Linked DNA regions of Homo sapiens: region 2 is linked to region 1. Evidence: chromatin loops called from intact Hi-C (ENCODE). Cell type or tissue: dorsolateral prefrontal cortex. All regions are shown on one strand. Links, peaks and the distances in the headings refer to the core of each region. The heading gives the core; the rest is flanking DNA.

Region 1 (8,467 bases), core at 420-8,419:
TTTAAAAATTAAAGTTGTGTTTCTTCCCTCCCCCAGATCTGCTTTTCTTTTCTTTCTTAGTTTCCTGAACAAAACCATTGTTCTCTGTTATTAAAGAAAGGGTTACATTCCTTTGTTTCACTGTCTACCATTTTATCACTCATTTACAAATATTAGTTTTTCACCCATTCGTTTTTTGCATTAGATTACACCAATAGATGTATTCTATGGAGGTCATTACACCTCCACGATGACATGGTATGACCAATTTGGAACTATAAGTACTGTTCCCTTCTTCATACTTTCTTTATTTGAAGTGTGATCTGGCTAAGAAAACTGATGTTTTTATTTGTTTGTTTGTTTTCCCTGGAGTGAGTGAGGTAAGCAAAACATGATTGGGCAAAAAGGAATGACTTCACCAGACTCTCCTTCTCACTCTCCTGAAAAGAGATGAAAGATGAAGTCCAAATTAGGATAATCCACTCTGATACTTTCTGAGAAATGGAGGTCACCCTTTAGTTGGCCACACCAGTTCTGCTCTGACCACATTAGTGGTCTTTGCAAAGTCACATTTATTTTCAGAATGAATGCTTTCATTTATGTATGGTCACCCAGCTTCAGCATTTCAGAATATCCTTGAAATAAGGTCAGGGAAACAAACGCTCAGGCTTTTCATTTTGAATTATTTAGAACGAGGAGGATGACTTCTGTCTGAAGCCCATGATTTGGCTGAGACAAGCCAAAAGCAAATTATGTTTTCCAGGGTAGTAATCACCCGATCTGATAGGGGCTACTGACGTATTTTTCTGGTACTTGACCTGTGCTAGGGGCCTTACTCACTTAAGTTTATGTAATCCTCACCACCATCCAATGAAAAATGCAGTATTGTCTTTCTTTTATCAGATAATAAAAATGATTCAGAGGTGTCAGTGAATGGTCAATGATCACAAGTCAGTACATGGGGAGTTGGATTTACATCTGAATTTACTGGATTCCTAAAATTGTGTTTGTTCTGCTGCACTCTTAGGGCAAAAGGGAGAGGATCTGGCTTGCATTCATCCATTCCAAGATTAATGCCTCTCCTCTGTGTGTCTCAGGGAGTGCAAGTTTCAGAGTCTTTAAGAGAAATGGCAAAAGGCTGGTAGGCTGCTGAGGGGAATATTGGGGCTGTTTAATTACATTTTCTCTAGTCTAGAGGCATTTTTGGAAAGAGTCTAGATGAAATAAATAAACCAGCAATTTCTTCTCAGTGGTCAAATACACAATATGAGGATCCTGGAATCTAACAGCAACTTGAGAGAATTAAAACTTGGATTTTGATTACAAGGATAGGCTTTGGGGCTCAGACTTTAGATCCATTGCTGAATAAGCATTTTACTTGCTGAGTATTTTTCTGGGCAGGTTACTGCATGTTTCTGGGGCTCAGATTCTTGGTCTGTAAAATAAATACAAAATTACTTTCTTTTTAGTTTTTTTTTTTGATGATTTAATGTGATAAGTAATGCAGGTGCTTGGCACATAATAGGTTGTTTGTAAATGGCAACTATTAATCGCTTCGAGTTAGAACATTTGGGATCTGTTTCTGGTTCTTCTATTATCTCACTTTTAAACCTTTGCTTAGTTACTTAATATTTATGGGTACAAGCTAATGCAAAACCAATGCAGCAACAACAAAAAGCCCAAAGACAAAACAATAAAATTTTAAAAACTCATAAAATAGGGGGTTTGAATTATTTCTCAACATTTTTCCTACCAAGGATTCCTTCTTTTAGTCTCCCTCGATTACTTGAACTGCAATTTATTAATACCTAATTTGTTTTCTTATTTTCTTGTTTTCTTATTTTTAATTAATCAAAGATGTGTATATATATAATAATAATAAGTATTAGGCCTACAATAGAAAGACAAAGCAGTAGTAAATCTGGTTAATGAGTCCTTGTTTTCATTAACAAAAGAGGCCTTGTTTATGTAAATATTCAATTTCAAATAGCTATTTTTTGAATATATAAAATAGTTCAAGGATCCTCACTGATGATTTCTTGGAACCTTGGAGATTTGAGAACTCCAGGTTTGGCACCACAGTGCTGGACCTTGTCTAAGGGCCTTCAGGTGTATTAGGTCTTCAAAACCTTTGGCCTGTCCTTAAATTTCAAGATTGTTTTCCCCTAATTTTCTCCTTTTTCTGTCCTAATTTCTGCAAAACCTATTCACCATTGCTAGAATTCATGTACTCGGACTTTTACTCCCTTTTTGATAATAGCCACTTTTAGGGCCAGGGCATCACTCTGGACCCTTGCTAGTCAAAGTGAGCCAAGTGATACAAATGCACCAACGGCATTTGTATCACTTGGCTGCTTGTTAGAAATGCTGAATTCCAGCCCCCACTTTGGGCTTTCTGAACCCGAATCTGTAATTTAGCAAAATCCCTAAGAGGTTTGTATAGTCATTAAATTTGAGAGGCACTGGAGTAGAATGCAGATTAGAACTCAGTATGGAGCAATTTCCTAGTAAATTCGAATTCCTGATCTGTTACCTGGAACAAGCTATTCAACTGTTGTGAGCTTCAGTAAAAGAAAGGCAAAGAGCTTGCTTGTCTTACCTAGTGGTTTTGTTGTTAGTCGCAGGAAAATAATCAATAATAAAATATCTCATAATGTTGTCAGCTGATCTATGACCCCAAAGTGCATATCATTGCATCACTCTTCGATTTTTTTTTTAAGAATCAGAATGAATTGTAAAGTTAAATAAGTCCTCTTGCAATTCAGGAAACTCCTATAAGTCAAGTCACCACTCCTCTGCAATTCCCCTAGGAATTGTGAAACGCCCCCCTTCTCTGCTCTGTCCATACTGAGTTAGAGTTATCTGTTAGTCCCTCTGCATCCCCCTGAGATTTAGGAGTTCCTTGAAAGCATTGTCATGTAGACCGTATTAGACCCACCTCTGCTTTCTCCCTTACTTCTCTGTGCTTCTCCACCTCCTCCCAGTGCCTAGAACAGAGTGGGCTCTCCATATATGCTTGTTGAGTGAATAAATAGATGTAAGATATAATAATACTTGACAGCATCTCTCTGAAAAAAAAAATGCAGCCAGGGCAGTGGGTACCTCTACCACCTGTTTAATAGGGTTGTTAAGAGAATCAAATGAGCTTGGACACACAGTATCCCTATGTGAGCTGTAAAACACTGGATAAAATGAGAGAGCATTATTAGGCATATGCGGTCTGGCAGGGTCTTACAGATGGCAGTCACCTGTCATTATGAAAACTGTCTTTAAGCCAAAGCCAAAACAGTAGTGATTTCAGAGGCTCTTGGGGCAGTGAATTGTAAGCTTTTATCTCTGCTCCCTCCTGAGACCAAGTTTTCATTTATCATGTGTATTTGCTCCAGGGTAGTGTATCTGCTGTTGTTCTTTTGTTGTCTAGAGTAGTGGGGCCACCTTGTTGAGCTGGCATGCATACCCTGCTTCCGGGAGCTGTGGGCAGCCTTCTGGGGTATTGCATTTGGTTGGCAAGGGCTCTCGTCCTGTCCTGTGCCATGTGCTTGCAGCGTTTTCATGCTGTGTTGCCTCATTAGGGAGACTCACTCAGACTGTTTTGCTAAAAAACAATAAGGTCTGCACTGGGATAGAACACAGTTGAATAGACATTTATCTTTTCACAGGGCAAATCAATGAGTAATTTTCTGGTTTGAATGCTATATTTAACACCCCGTCTGGGGAAATGCTGTCAACCATGTCCTATTCCAAGGTGGCTTTATTAAAAGACTGTAAAAAAATCGTATTTAATATTCCTGGAATATACTTTTTTTCTTTGCTTAAACGTTTCCAGGGAGTAGTTGTTCCTCGTATCCTGGTCCTGATGCATAACCTTCTTAGGAATGGGCTATGTGTTGACAATGTGCACTCATGTGGGGTAGTATTCTTTGAATGCCAGTGAGGTAGAAAGGCAGACAGGCTCTTTACTATATCAAATTCAAAACCCAAGCTCTCTCCTCTACTGCATGTTAAAGGCAAGGGTGTAAAAACACTTCAATCTGTCAATTATTGGACTCCTGCCCATAGCAAAGCAGAGAAATGAATCAGGTGAGGGGCTAAGTCCATTAATGACCAGCCTCGTACTGTCATCAAGAGTAGAATAGTCCAGTTGACTTGAATTTCATTCAGCAACTGAGCCACTTACAATTTGTGACCTAAGAGACCTCCAGCTTCAATGTATTTCTTTGTTTTCAATCTATATTCAGGCATCCCAAAACTGTTTTCTTTCATCCAATCTCGTCAATGTACAGATGAAAAAAAAGAAGTCTCAGAGAGATCAAGCGACCTGTTCAAAGTCACACAGCTCACATTAGCAGAGCTGAGATGATATCCTCTACTGGTGAACTGAACCCATTGTCCTCATAGAGGAATGGTAGGGTTCATGGAGACTGGGAGGGCAGTTAGTTATGTTCACTGGGAGAACAAAAGGTTGAGGCTACTTTGTGGCTGTAGGACCTTGAGAGATCTGCTTAGATATTCTTTAAGGCCTCTCCTCTGAATTAGTCTCATCTATGCAATGGGGATACCAGCACATACACAGGTTTTTGTGTGTATTAAATGAGATCATATTTGTAAACTCCTAGGGCACTGCAGAAACATTGAAGTATAGACACTCCCAACAGACCCTTCCATTTCTGACATATTAGAGTTTTGAGTTGTACAAATACTGGGTTCTCATTCTTCATGTATCAGAAAGCAACTTGGAAAATGTGCTTGAAAAATATAACCATATGACATTAAAACAGTTTTCCTTATATTGAGTTTAGAAATATTTTATCACTGATTTTAGAAAAAACTGCTCTTAGAAACCCTTAAAGACCGTTTTCAAAGAAAGGTCTAATGCAGTGCAGCAGACTTCTCTGACTGGGTAGACTTCTAAGCTTGGGTAAGCTGTTGTTTTTGTTTTGTTTTGTTTTCTCTAGGGACAAATGGGTCATTCATGAAATCTCATGGGAATCCATTATTCGTGATATTCTTACGTTGGCACTAGCTTAACATCATGCAGGATAACAAGCTGTAGGTCCAAACACCAAGGAAGGTAGCCCTGTGCCACGAAAACCAATGTTGTCCTACTTCCCTGGCTAGTGCAAAACCTCTGGGGTTACCTTGATCTCATTTCAGGGCAGTTTCCCGAGCTCAGCAACTCCCTCAAAGCAGTTCTTACAGTTAGCTGTAGATGGCGATGTTGCACCAAGAACCTTCATAGTGGCTGTGGCAGGCAGAAGAGCGTCCAGCTGTGGCCTGCTGAGGCTCAATTCTGCAAACCCTATTTTAAGTTCCTGTGGTTGGTCATAACCCAGCAGTTCCCCTCCTGGGTCCCCTGCCTACCAATCATTCTCCCCAGCTACAAGCCAAGAAGGAGACTTCTGTCTCCCCTACCTCCTCCCTACTTTCCTTTACAGTGGGCTGTGATTAATGGCAGCACTAGTGAACAATTGAGAGGGAGAAGGTACTTGACTAATGCAAGAGCAGAGAGATTAAATGCAAACGGGTGCTGAACCTCTTTAGCGAGACCATCCTTGCAAATTTGTTTTCCCTTTCTTCTATAGGGGCCCCCTCCTTAGTGTGGAGACAGGCACAGTGACTTTATTAATCAAGGTACTTTGCAGGGGCTGATGAATTTTAACAGCAAATTGTCACTTACAATCCTTTGCTGTCTCATGTATCCCTGAGCACTGGTTATTTCATCGTCACCGATTAATCAAGACAGCCACAAAGCCACCCTGGAGTTTATTAGCAGAAAACATATTGTCTCTTCCTCAGAAACAACCTTTTTCTGTTACATCAAATGTGAAAACTACCTTTGCTTTAGTTTTTGATTGAGAGCCACACACAAGACATAGTTACCCTTTTATATTTTTCAAGATGATCATTAATAAGATTTTCCCAAATCTTATTATACTTCCTTGCTATAAGGACTCCTGAGGATTGACAGAAACAGACTTGAGACAAGATACTTTTTAACCTATAGTGGTTCTCAAACCTAACTGCATGTTAGAATTATTTACAGAGCTTTTTAAAAACACGCTCCTGGGCTGCATTAAATGCAAATGATTACAGAATTTCTGGGGCTCTTGCCTGGGTATGGATAAAGTTTTCTCATGCAATTTGCAGCCTGGATTGGCAGCTGGTACAAAACAATCTTGCTCACCTGAAGATGGTATGCTCATGTACAAAACGAGGGACTTTTATCTGTATGGGGTTTTTGTGGTACTTCAATGATGTCCGTCTCTCTCTTTACTGACTTTCTGCAAGACAGAACAACTTTGGTAGCCAGATATTTGCATATTGCATTTCTTCTATTCTTGCATTCATTCACTCACTCATTTATTCATTTCAATAAACATTTATTTGCCATTTTCCTCTGAGCCCGATTAAATCTCTGCCATCACAATTGTTAATATTCAGCAAATACTTACAGAAACTACATTTCATTACAGTTACGATAAAGGCTATGAAGGAGAAACACAGGGTACCATGAGAGCATTTGATGAAGACTGAATCTTGCCTGTGAGTCAGAAAAGCCTCCCGTAGGAAATGGCATTTACAGGGAGACCTGAGAGTTGATAGGAATCGGCCTGATGAGAGGAATGGTGGGAAGAGGGAGTCAGAGAAAGAATAAACTGTGCAAATGGCCGGTAGGAAGATGGCTTATTATAGGTATCAGAAGGAGGCCTAGGGGGAGAATAATAGAGTTTGAGGGTGTAGGGGTGGAAAGAGTGTAGTACCTGTTTTCTTCATCCTATGGGTCATGGCTGGTATTCCTATAACAAAAGACAAGTTAACAAGAGAAAAGTAGAACATATTTAATTAATCCAGATTGTACAGCCATGTAGAAATATGATTGGACAAAAAGGGAATGATCTAATAATAATAGACTGAGTGGGGAAACCTAGCAAGGCCTATCTGTTTGAAACATTCTTGGTCTTGTTGTGACATTTCTTCCGCCCAGTTATGGGGCAGGATCCCTTCTGGAATGATGGTTTTATAATCTACTTTCAGACAAGGTAACTCAAAACATTTCTTTAAAACTGGGTCTTATACAGAAAAGCAGGGGAAGATTAGAGCAATATTTCTAGGTTTTATGGCTGGTTTTGGGGGAGAAGGATTCTGGTTTCTAAGACCCACTTTGGGGAAGAGGGATTCTAGTTTCTAGGGCTTGCCTTAGAAATGGAAGGAAAGCAGCAGAAAAGAAGGGCAGGAGGTGAGAAAGACACTTTGCTTCTGATGACCTTCTAATGTTTTTCAGTTCAAATTTCTCAGTGTACCAAGGTGCCATACTTTGGGGTGTTATTTCCTGAGCCTCAGCAAGTCTAAGGGGTAGGTAAGAATGGATTTCACAAGACCTTGTAGGTCATTTTTGGGACCTTATCTAGAAATTAAAGAAGCTTTTGCATAATCTTTTTTAAAAAGTTGAATGGTTAGACTAGTGCGTTAAAAAATATTTAGGAGAAAAAAATTCCTGAATGGCAAAGTAAAGACCTTCAAAAATCTACTCCTTTATAAAAGCAACAGTGGCAAGAATTATTGAAGTCAAACTTTTTCAGAACTCTGGAAATTAGCCAAAAGCTTGCAAAAATTTGAGGACTGTTTAAGAAAAATGGCTGGAGATTAGTGAGAACGGTGAGAATGTGGTGTTTCGACTTATTCTATTCCAATCTCCTAATCTCCGGGTCCCCAGCAGTGTGGAAAACTAGCAGGCTTATAACCATGGCAGCGAAAAAGTCCAGATGCCTAATAGTTACTACAGGGGTCAGAAAAGGTTGGATGTTTCTCAAGAAGACCTGTCCCCAGGGAATTGTCACTCTTTGACTCACCCAACAGTTCCCTAGAAAAGCTTCTTCTTACAAGGTTTGTCTTTGTTTGATCTGACTCAGAGATCATTCAGTGGGAAAAGTCCTTTTCCCAGGGCATTTGATGAGGATCATTGGCCAATTGTTTAACATTACAACTGTGTAGGGTGGGGATGCCAGTTGAGGCAAATAAGAGACTGACCAAAAACTTTAAAGGAAAATCTTGGAATTGAGATGCTTCTACAAGGCATTGGAAAGCTCTGACATATTCCTGGAATTTAGAAGGCATGTGCATGTACAGGACTGTATACATAACTCCTGGTAGCTGTGAGGCCTCTGGATTAAAACAACAGCAAAAACAACAGCAGCAAAAACCTGAGAAGACCTTAATCTTTCACCTCTTGCTGAACTTGAGGGTCTCTGCAAGCAGGAAGTAAACATTCAGTGTTGACTTTGTGCTCTACCACACACACACAGCCCCATAGCAAATGATGGGGGACTTACCGATTCAAGATATTTAAGAACATCTCTGTTCAGTCATTAGCTAACCACTGAGCTAACCAAGCAGAGACTCCAGTCAGGGATAAAACATAACAAAGTATATAGAGTTTGCAGAACTGGATAAACAAATTCCTTAAACAAACAGTAGTAGTAGCAGCAGC
Region 2 (8,467 bases), core at 354-8,353, 110 kb before region 1:
AATCCAAAATCCAGAAGGGCAGTCAAATTTTAAAGCTCCACAATGATTGCCTTTGATTCCAGGTCTCACAGCCAGGTCACGCAATGCAAGAGGTGGGTTCCCATGGTCTTGGGCAGCTCCGCCCCTGTGACTTTGCAGGGTACAGCCTCCCTCCGGGCTGCTTTCAGAGGCTGGCATTGAGTGTCTGAGGCTTTTCCAGGCATATGATGCAAGCCGTCGGTGGATCTACAATTCTGGGGTCTGGAGGATGGTGGCCCTCTTCTCACAGCTCTACTAGGCAGTGCTCCAGTAGGGACACCGTGTGGGGGCTCCAACCCTACATTTCTCCTCCACACTCCCCAACAGAGGTTCTTCATGATCACCCCCTCCCTGCAACACCCCCCACACCCTGCAGCAGACTTTTGCCTGGGCAGCCAGGCATTTCAGTACATCTTCTAAAATCTAGGCAGAGGTTCCCAAACCCCAATTCTTGACTTCCGTGCACCCGCAGGCCCAATACCACATGGAAGCTGCCAAGGCCTGGGGCTTCCACCCTCTGAAACCACAGCCAAGCTGTTACGTTGGCTCCTTTCAGCCATGGCTGAAGAGGCTGGGACATAGCACCAATTCCCTAGGCTGCACACAGCGCGACAACCCCGGCCTGGCCCATGAAACAACTTTTTCCTTCTGGTCCTCTGAATTTGTGATGGGAAGCGCTGCCATGAAGGTCTCTGACATGGCCTGGAGGCATTTGCCCCAGGGTCTTGGGGATTAAAATCAGGCTGCTTGCTACTTATGCAAATTTCTGCAGCTGGCTTGAATTTCTCCCCAGAAAATGGGTTTGTCTTTTCTACTGAATGGTCAGGCTGCAAATTTTCTGAACTTTTATGCTCTGTTTCCCTTTTAAAATTGAATGCTTTTAACAGCACCCAAGTCACCTTTTGAATGCTTTGCTGCTTAGAAATTTTTTCCGCCAGATACCCTAAATCATCTCCCTCAAGTTCAAGGTTCCACAAATCTCTAGTTCAGGGGCAAAATGCCGCCAGGATCTTTGCTAAAACACAAGAGTCATCTTTGCTCCAGTTCCTACAAGTTCCTCATCGCCATATGAGACCACCTCAGCCTGGATTTTACTGTCCATATCACTATCAGCATTTTGGGCAAAGCCTCTCTAGGAAGTTCCAAACTTTCTCGTATTTTCCTATCTTCTTCTGAGCCCTTCAAACTGTTCCAGTCTCTGCCCGTTACCCAGTACCGAAGTTGCTTCCACATTTTCAGGTATCTTTTCAGCAATGCCCCACTCTACTAGTACCAATTTACTTTATTAGTCTGTTTTCACGCCACTTATAAAGGCCTACCCGAGACTGGGAAGCAAAGGAGGTTTAATTGGACTTACAGTTCTACATGGCTGGGGAGGCCTCAGAATCATGGTGGAGGGCTAAAGACACTTCTTGCATGGCGGCAGCAGCAAGAGAAAATGAGGAAGAAGCAAAAGTGGAAACCGGCCTCAGTGATTCAATTACCTCCCCCTGGGTCCCTCCCACAGCATGTGGGAATCCTGGAAGATACAATTCAAGTTGAGATTTGGGCAGGGAGACAGCCAAACCATATCACCACATTTTGTTACAGTTAAAACTTTAATGTTTCCAAATAGGTGTGTCTCAATCTATATATCTTGCTTTCAAGACTGCTTGTCAAAGTGCATGTGCAGGCAATACTTAAAATGTGGTGCTTGATAGTGGATGTGGTGTTGCAAAGGCAGGCTGATACCTACCGGTATGTATTGGTTTATAAATACAGCCTCAAATAATATAGAACCTAACAAAGAGATCTTAGAGGCCATTTAATCCAAACTCTCATTATACATGTTGAGAAAATGAGGCACAGAGATGTTAAATGACTTGTCCGAGTTAATAATGTATGTGACTTTGTATGTTTGGGACTAAAATTGAGGTTTTCTGACTCTTCTTCTGTTATTCTTACCACTACACTACTATATTGTACTTCAAGTCAAATAAAAATTCAGACATCACTGAATGTAATACTGATTGGAGAGGAGCTTCCAGTGAATGAGAACGGTGCCAGGGCCCTGTATTCTAATGGCATGTGTTGATTCCAGCCACTATTTGTGGTGTTCAAAGGAACCCACATCTGCAGGCTCACAGCATTACTCTAGTTAAGAGTCAGAAAGTAACTGAGTGGGGATTAAAATAGTTCCTGGTAGTAAAACAGAATGACAGCCTCATAGAATTTGATTCTGTTTTCAATATTTTATAACAATTTCCTTTTTCTCCAAATGAATGGTGGTTCATGTGGTTCCAGGATGAATTTCTCTTGTAAAGGTTCTTACTCTTTAAGAAATATAGACACAGCCATAAAAACAATTCAGTCTTTTACCTCATTGCCTTCTTTCTAAACTGGTAATAAATTGTTGGCTGAGGCTAGATAGGCACATAATAGGTAGTGAGAAAACCCTCCATCAATGAGAAGATTTATCTGTGAGTAGTCAGAGAAACATTCCTTTATGCAATAAATACTAGAGGTGGGAGATATGGGCCAACAAGGAATGAATTGACTATAAAGAGGCATTTATCAGGATGATGGTAAATATCAACCTTCAAAAAAGGAGAATTCCATAAACCACAGTCAGTACTTAAATTTTTATCATGATATTTTTGACAGAATCTGCCTCATGCTTTAAGCATTTTTCCTTAAACAAATTTATTCTAGACTTCCCTAAAGATTTTGCTTCCAACACTTCTCTATGTCTTATGTTGAAGCCTTATTGCTATGTAGCATTAGCTATATTTTTGGTATTTTTGTTTGGTTTATTCGTTTAGCAGAGTTTGGTTTATTCTACTCTTTCTACCTGGTACCTGTCTGGTTATTACTAATATGGACAGAGAATTTTCAAGGTTACATTTAGTCTTTTGGAAAATGCTAAATGCACAGATGGGGCTCAGTAATTAGCTACTGATTACTTTTTGGAACTGGGTATTCTCCTCCTGCAAGACTATTAACTTACTTTTCAAATGATAACTTTTAAGGTGTTAACTATTTTTTGTGAAATCTTCATTATAGATTTATAGGAGTCTTCCTTCTGTTGGAACTACGATTACTTGTACATTTCTTTACATCATGGAGAGATGTACAAAGTTGTGTAGAAGACCCTTTGTAGATAAGCATCTTTTGTAGATTTTGTATTATAACTCTAAAGGTTTGTTCATTATTCTGGAAGGGCAAGGACTGAAACTGGGCCTAAGTAGTGGAAGATGCATTTCTTTTCATTGACAGCTATATTCGGATTCATCATCCATGTTACACTTTTTTTTCAACCAGAAATTTGAATTGTGGAATATCAGCTCATTTGTAAACTGCTTGCTAATCACCATCTTAACTTTATATGAATAGAAATAATTTGAGGTTGGTGTAAATGTGAGAGATTCAGACTGCAAAGTGCAAGCTATGAATTGACGACCCCACCCACCTACTGCCAAGCACTGTTTTGAACTCCCTGATTAAAACTGGGAAAGTCCAATTTGATGTCTGATAGTGCATTGACATGGTGGGTGGAATACTTGGACTGAATTAATTCAACAAGCATTTACTGGGTACCTTTTATGTTTTTGGATTAGTAGGCTAATGTAATTGAGGCAGAATCACTGCATATCCAGAGCTAAAATTTGCTGAGCACTTACTATGTTCCTGTAACTCTAGTTAGCACTTTGCATACAGTACTTCATCAAATCTTCAGAAAAGTCTTGAAGCAAGTATTGGTATTACCGAAAACTTATAGATAGGAGAAGTGAGACTCAAATAGGGCAGGTAATTTGCCCTGGGTCACTCACCTTATAGCAAAACTGGGAGTAGAGGCCATTCTTGTGTGATTCCAGAGCCCCTGATGGGAACCTAATTGCTGTGCAGCATCACAACTGAAGGGTTTGATGAGCCTCATTCCCCTCTGCAATTTTGCTCAGCGTTAGCATTAGGAACCCTAGATTTTGTTTTGTATTTATTTCCAGTAATTGTCAACCTACTTGCCAATTTCTTTGTGTTCAATAAATGTTTGCTGAATTGATGCATGTCTAGAGAGGGATGCTCCTCCTCATGGTTTCTGCACTGACCTTGAATGGCTTCTCATTTCATTTCTTAAAACAGAGATAATGCAGAGGTACTAAAAAGGACAAAGGCGATCAAATAACCGAGTTAAAATGTGTTTTTTCCCAAACACTAATAACACAACATTTGAATGAAAGTGTTGAACACAACAGATTATTTTTTTCCTCTTCCGAAGGGTACAGTTATTCATGAAGTGAAGGACAAAGGCATTTTGTTGCATTCTTATGAAAGAGAAACATATATCAGAGGGCATAATAAAATTTTCGATAATAGAGTTTTGCCTTTCTATGCCAAGCCTATCTTGCAACATACATTCTTAATGAAGGAAAAGATCAACAAGCCACAGACATATTTTTTTGCGAGATAGAAAGCAATTAGAAAATATAAAAGCGAGGTAAGAAAAAAGCTCCAACAAACTGGAACAATTACAAGCATTATAAGAAAATCAATAAAATAAAATCAAACCTCCTCTTAAGGCAACAAGTCTATCCAAGTATTGTTACAGACTATCTGATTATTACAAAGAAATCTCAGTTTGGAACATTACAGTGAAATTAAATAAAGCCACAGATGTTAGGACAAAGCATGTGAGTCAGCTTTTATGCTTTGTGAGGATGTGACCTCATGAAATATATCCTTTTGCAGAGAGAGATCTGCAGAGGGCGCCAAATTAACTGAATCAGGATAGAATAAACAAGAATTGGGATTCACTTTCAATCAAGTTACTGGTTAGTCATTTCAGTCTTATTCATCAGCCAATAATATTGAGTTAGAATGGAAGGCACAGGATTGTGCTAGATAATGCAGAAAGTGCTTTTCAAACTCTCTGTCCTCCCCACTGATTTCAAAAACTTATTCATCTCTCAAGAGTCATATCAATTGCTACCTCCGCTGGGACATTATTCCTGATTTTTTTAGGTAGAATGAATCACTCCCTTTTCTGGGCTGGACAGCAATTTATTTAGTTGTAAGCTCTCCCATGCATATCTTATAGCTCTTAGTCATTCCACTGTCATGGTTTCCCTATAGCTGTCTCTGCAGGTTAAGAACCATGTCTTATTGACAAAGGCAGCAGAGAAGCAAATGGTCAAAGAGCATTTTCTGAGGGATAAATAAGGGAACAAATCTAGAAAAAAAAGAACAATTGTCTTAAGCTAACACCCCTTTATCAATTTCCACCTATGAAATGGGTTTATATCATTTATTCATTCAACAAATATTTACTAAAAACTCATCATATTCCAGGCACTTTGTTAGGTTTAAGGGATACAGAAATAAGACATGATACCTCAAATCAAGGAGATCTTGGTTTAGGAAATTTGTAGACTTATTTAAAATACTTTACCATATGCCAAATTGAAGGTTATATATTTTCTTTACCACAATTAAATAAAAAAACTGGCCTATTATTTTCAAAAGTGTCAAAGACAAGGAAAGCTTGAGGAACTGTTTCAGACTGAAAAAGATGAAAAAGCTTTGGGAACAAAATGCAATGCCTGATTCTGCAACTGCACCCTTTTGCTGTAAAGGAATTAACTGGAGCAACTGTTTTGAAGGATTAGATGCTAGTAGCATATTAGGATTAATTTTATGATTTCGATGATTTTACTGAGTATGTAGGGGAATGTTCTTCTTGTAGAAAGTTTTTTGGGCAGAAGGAAAATATTACCAGATGGAAATCTGGATTTACATAAAGAATATTGGAAATGGTAAATATTAAATAAAAACAGCAAAATATTTCATGTAGAAATTCACAAAGATGTTTCTAATTTCAGTCACTTCAGTGACTTGATGTTGCCAGAGTTGGTTTTGTTTGTTTGTTTGTTTGTTTCTTGGAGAATGTTACATTCTTTTAACATCCAACAAAATCATTATGTGTGCTGGAACAAACCACTCGTGAGAGGTTTTCAAGGATGAGTGTGCCTTTGTACATGATAGCTTCTCCGGTTTCTCAGAAGTCAAAACCAGTCACAAAGTTTGTGACTTTGTTCAAAAGAAGAGTGGGGCCACTTGTTCCCAGGAAAAATCATTGCACCATCTGGTAAGTCATGGGTAGGAAGGTGAGCATTTTGTACTTTTATTTTTAAAGATAGCTTTAAAAAACACATATGTATATATAACTATAAGGAAAAATAGGATATTACTTATAATAAGAACACACGGAGAGAATTGCTTTAATATTTTAGTGTAGTCCTTCTATCTCTTATGATGCATATGTAGCATGTATGAATTCTACCCTACAACTATATTGGCAAGAAGCATATTTTTGTTTCTCCAAGCAAAATTAAATGAGTCTTTGCATACTTTTCTTTGCATTCCTTTCACTATCATATCTTCCTAGAATTCCACAAGAAATCTAGAGATTTCAATGGTACCCCAAAATGAAGGGCCATCTTTAATCCATCAGAGCTCCAACTGAGACATCCACTGATTAGGTGATGTGGATCTATCTTCTCAATTCTGCTGTACCAAGGAGCTTTATCTATGGCCCCAAAACCACAGCTCTCAACATCATGGCTCTTCATGTGGAGGGTTTCAAAAATCTACAATCCACCTGGACAATGTCCTGTCTCTTGGCCATTCTGCTCCCATAAATCTCCAAATCCCCAACCCTCTTCACTTGGCTCAGGATACTCCCTTGTTGCTGGACATCTCAGGGTTGTATCCCTCACCCTATGCACAGACTTTAGCTTTTTGCTTTTGTGATCCTTGGCTTTTTTTTTTTTTTTTTTTTTTTTGAGATAGAGTCTCACTCTGTCTCCAGGCTGAAGTGCAATGGCACAATCTTGGCTCACTGCAACTTCCACCTCCCAGGTTCAAGCAATTCTTCTACCTCAGCCTACCAAGTAGCTGGGACTACAGGTGTGTGCCACCATGCCTAGCTAATTTTTGTATTTTTAGTAGAGACGGGGTTTCACCATGTTGGCCAGGATGGTCTTGATCTCTTGACCTTGTGATCAAGGTCAAGACGGGCGCATCTCAGCCTCCCAAAGTGCTAGGATTACAGGCATGAGGCACTGCGCCTGGCCGAGCCTTGGCTTTTAACAACAGAACAGCTTGCTTATCTTGAGGAGATCTCTGGATTTCATGATCCTTCTCCCTGAGGATGTGTGTTATATAACTATTTCTTTCTGATTCTTCTGCAGTGGTAAAAGTACCACATATTTTAATAAATTATCCTGCCACAAATCTCATAACTTTGTATTTTATAGTATTTAATTATTTCAGCTTAATTGAGTTCATATTTATTGTGGGACAAACAACAAATATACTACGTGGGACCCAACAATGAATAAATTTTCTGCAGTTGAGAAACTCATAGTTTGGTGAAGAGTATAGTTCCCCACATGACTATATTGATGGTCTGCGGTCCATATGAGTGATGGTCTATAAGGGACCATGTTTCTGAGAAGGAGCCTCTCTTTTTCCTTTGATGTTCCTGTTCCTGTCTGCAGCTCCACACCCCCAGCAGACACACATAAGCACAGGTGCAAGTTATTAACATCTGTGATGCTGCATAGGGAAGTAATTTAGCGATTCTTTAGACTTAGTGATGCCAAGAACCGCAGGTGTTTCTGAAACCTTCCTTTCAGTTGATTTCAACTCTTTTCTCTCTTACAGCAAGAGTGGGAGTTGTTGGTGTCCATAGATACCTGCTGGGTACAGAGACTAGTTCCAGATGCTGCTATAATATGTGGCTCACCCAGGCAGAAATACCCCTCATTAAGACTAAATTCTGCCAGTAGCGATGCTTACTTGGCTTTTCCTACTGTGTGGTAACTGAATATTGACTATGGTTCTTCTATTGGAGCCACCCAATTCCAACATTAGAGCATCTCAGAAACAATTGTTTAATTGGGTCTTTACAAAAACAACAAAATAATGTGTTCAAAGTGCCAACATTTGGAATGAGAATTCTATTAAGAAAGTATATATAATATAAATAGATGACATTTATTGATACACTTGGTATAGTGTTGTGTTCTTATATAAAATTAACCTACTTAATTCTCATAACTTCATGAGGTTGATACTATAATCTTTCATTTTATTTATAAGTAAGCCCAAGCTTCAAGTTGTTATGCCCAAGGTCAACAGAACAAATGGTGACAGAACTAAATATTGTGGTCTCAGCTCCTATGCTCTTTGCATGAGATTTTACTGTCTTAGAATATGTGCAAAACTTTAAATGATATTCAATATGGTTCTGAATTTAAACTATTAGCTGCTTCCCTAGACAAAGTGCCCATATCATTCTTGTCTTTACATAGCCTGCATTGGAATTACTGGTGCATTTTTTTAGAGTACTTATTATAGTTTACAGAAAACTTTTAGTTATTGCACTTCTATTTGCTCCAAGTTACCTATC

Evidence for each region. Peaks named below come from ENCODE experiments on the same cell type or tissue, not always from the same donor. Only the 100,000 strongest peaks of a DNase experiment are listed, where the experiment ranks them.
Region 2: it touches region 1 in a loop (5-fold over the local background); 3 of 110 quality-filtered maps call a loop at or near these places.

What each region holds. Positions count from the first base shown.
Region 1 is chr11:42,521,543-42,530,009 of GRCh38, reverse strand. No RefSeq gene overlaps it. Among named protein-coding and RNA genes, the nearest start is that of LINC02740, 270 kb to the right of the region's middle. RefSeq lists an enhancer at 3,001-3,501. In dorsolateral prefrontal cortex, for the core only: CTCF peaks have their summits at 4,990 and 5,190; a DNase peak (open chromatin) is centred at 5,179; H3K27ac peaks cover 1,570 bases.
Region 2 is chr11:42,628,011-42,636,477 of GRCh38, reverse strand. No RefSeq gene overlaps it. Among named protein-coding and RNA genes, the nearest start is that of LINC02740, 380 kb to the right of the region's middle. In dorsolateral prefrontal cortex, for the core only: a CTCF peak has its summit at 4,750 (motif pointing right); no DNase peak of the experiment used is centred there; H3K4me3 peaks cover 544 bases; H3K27ac peaks cover 2,269 bases.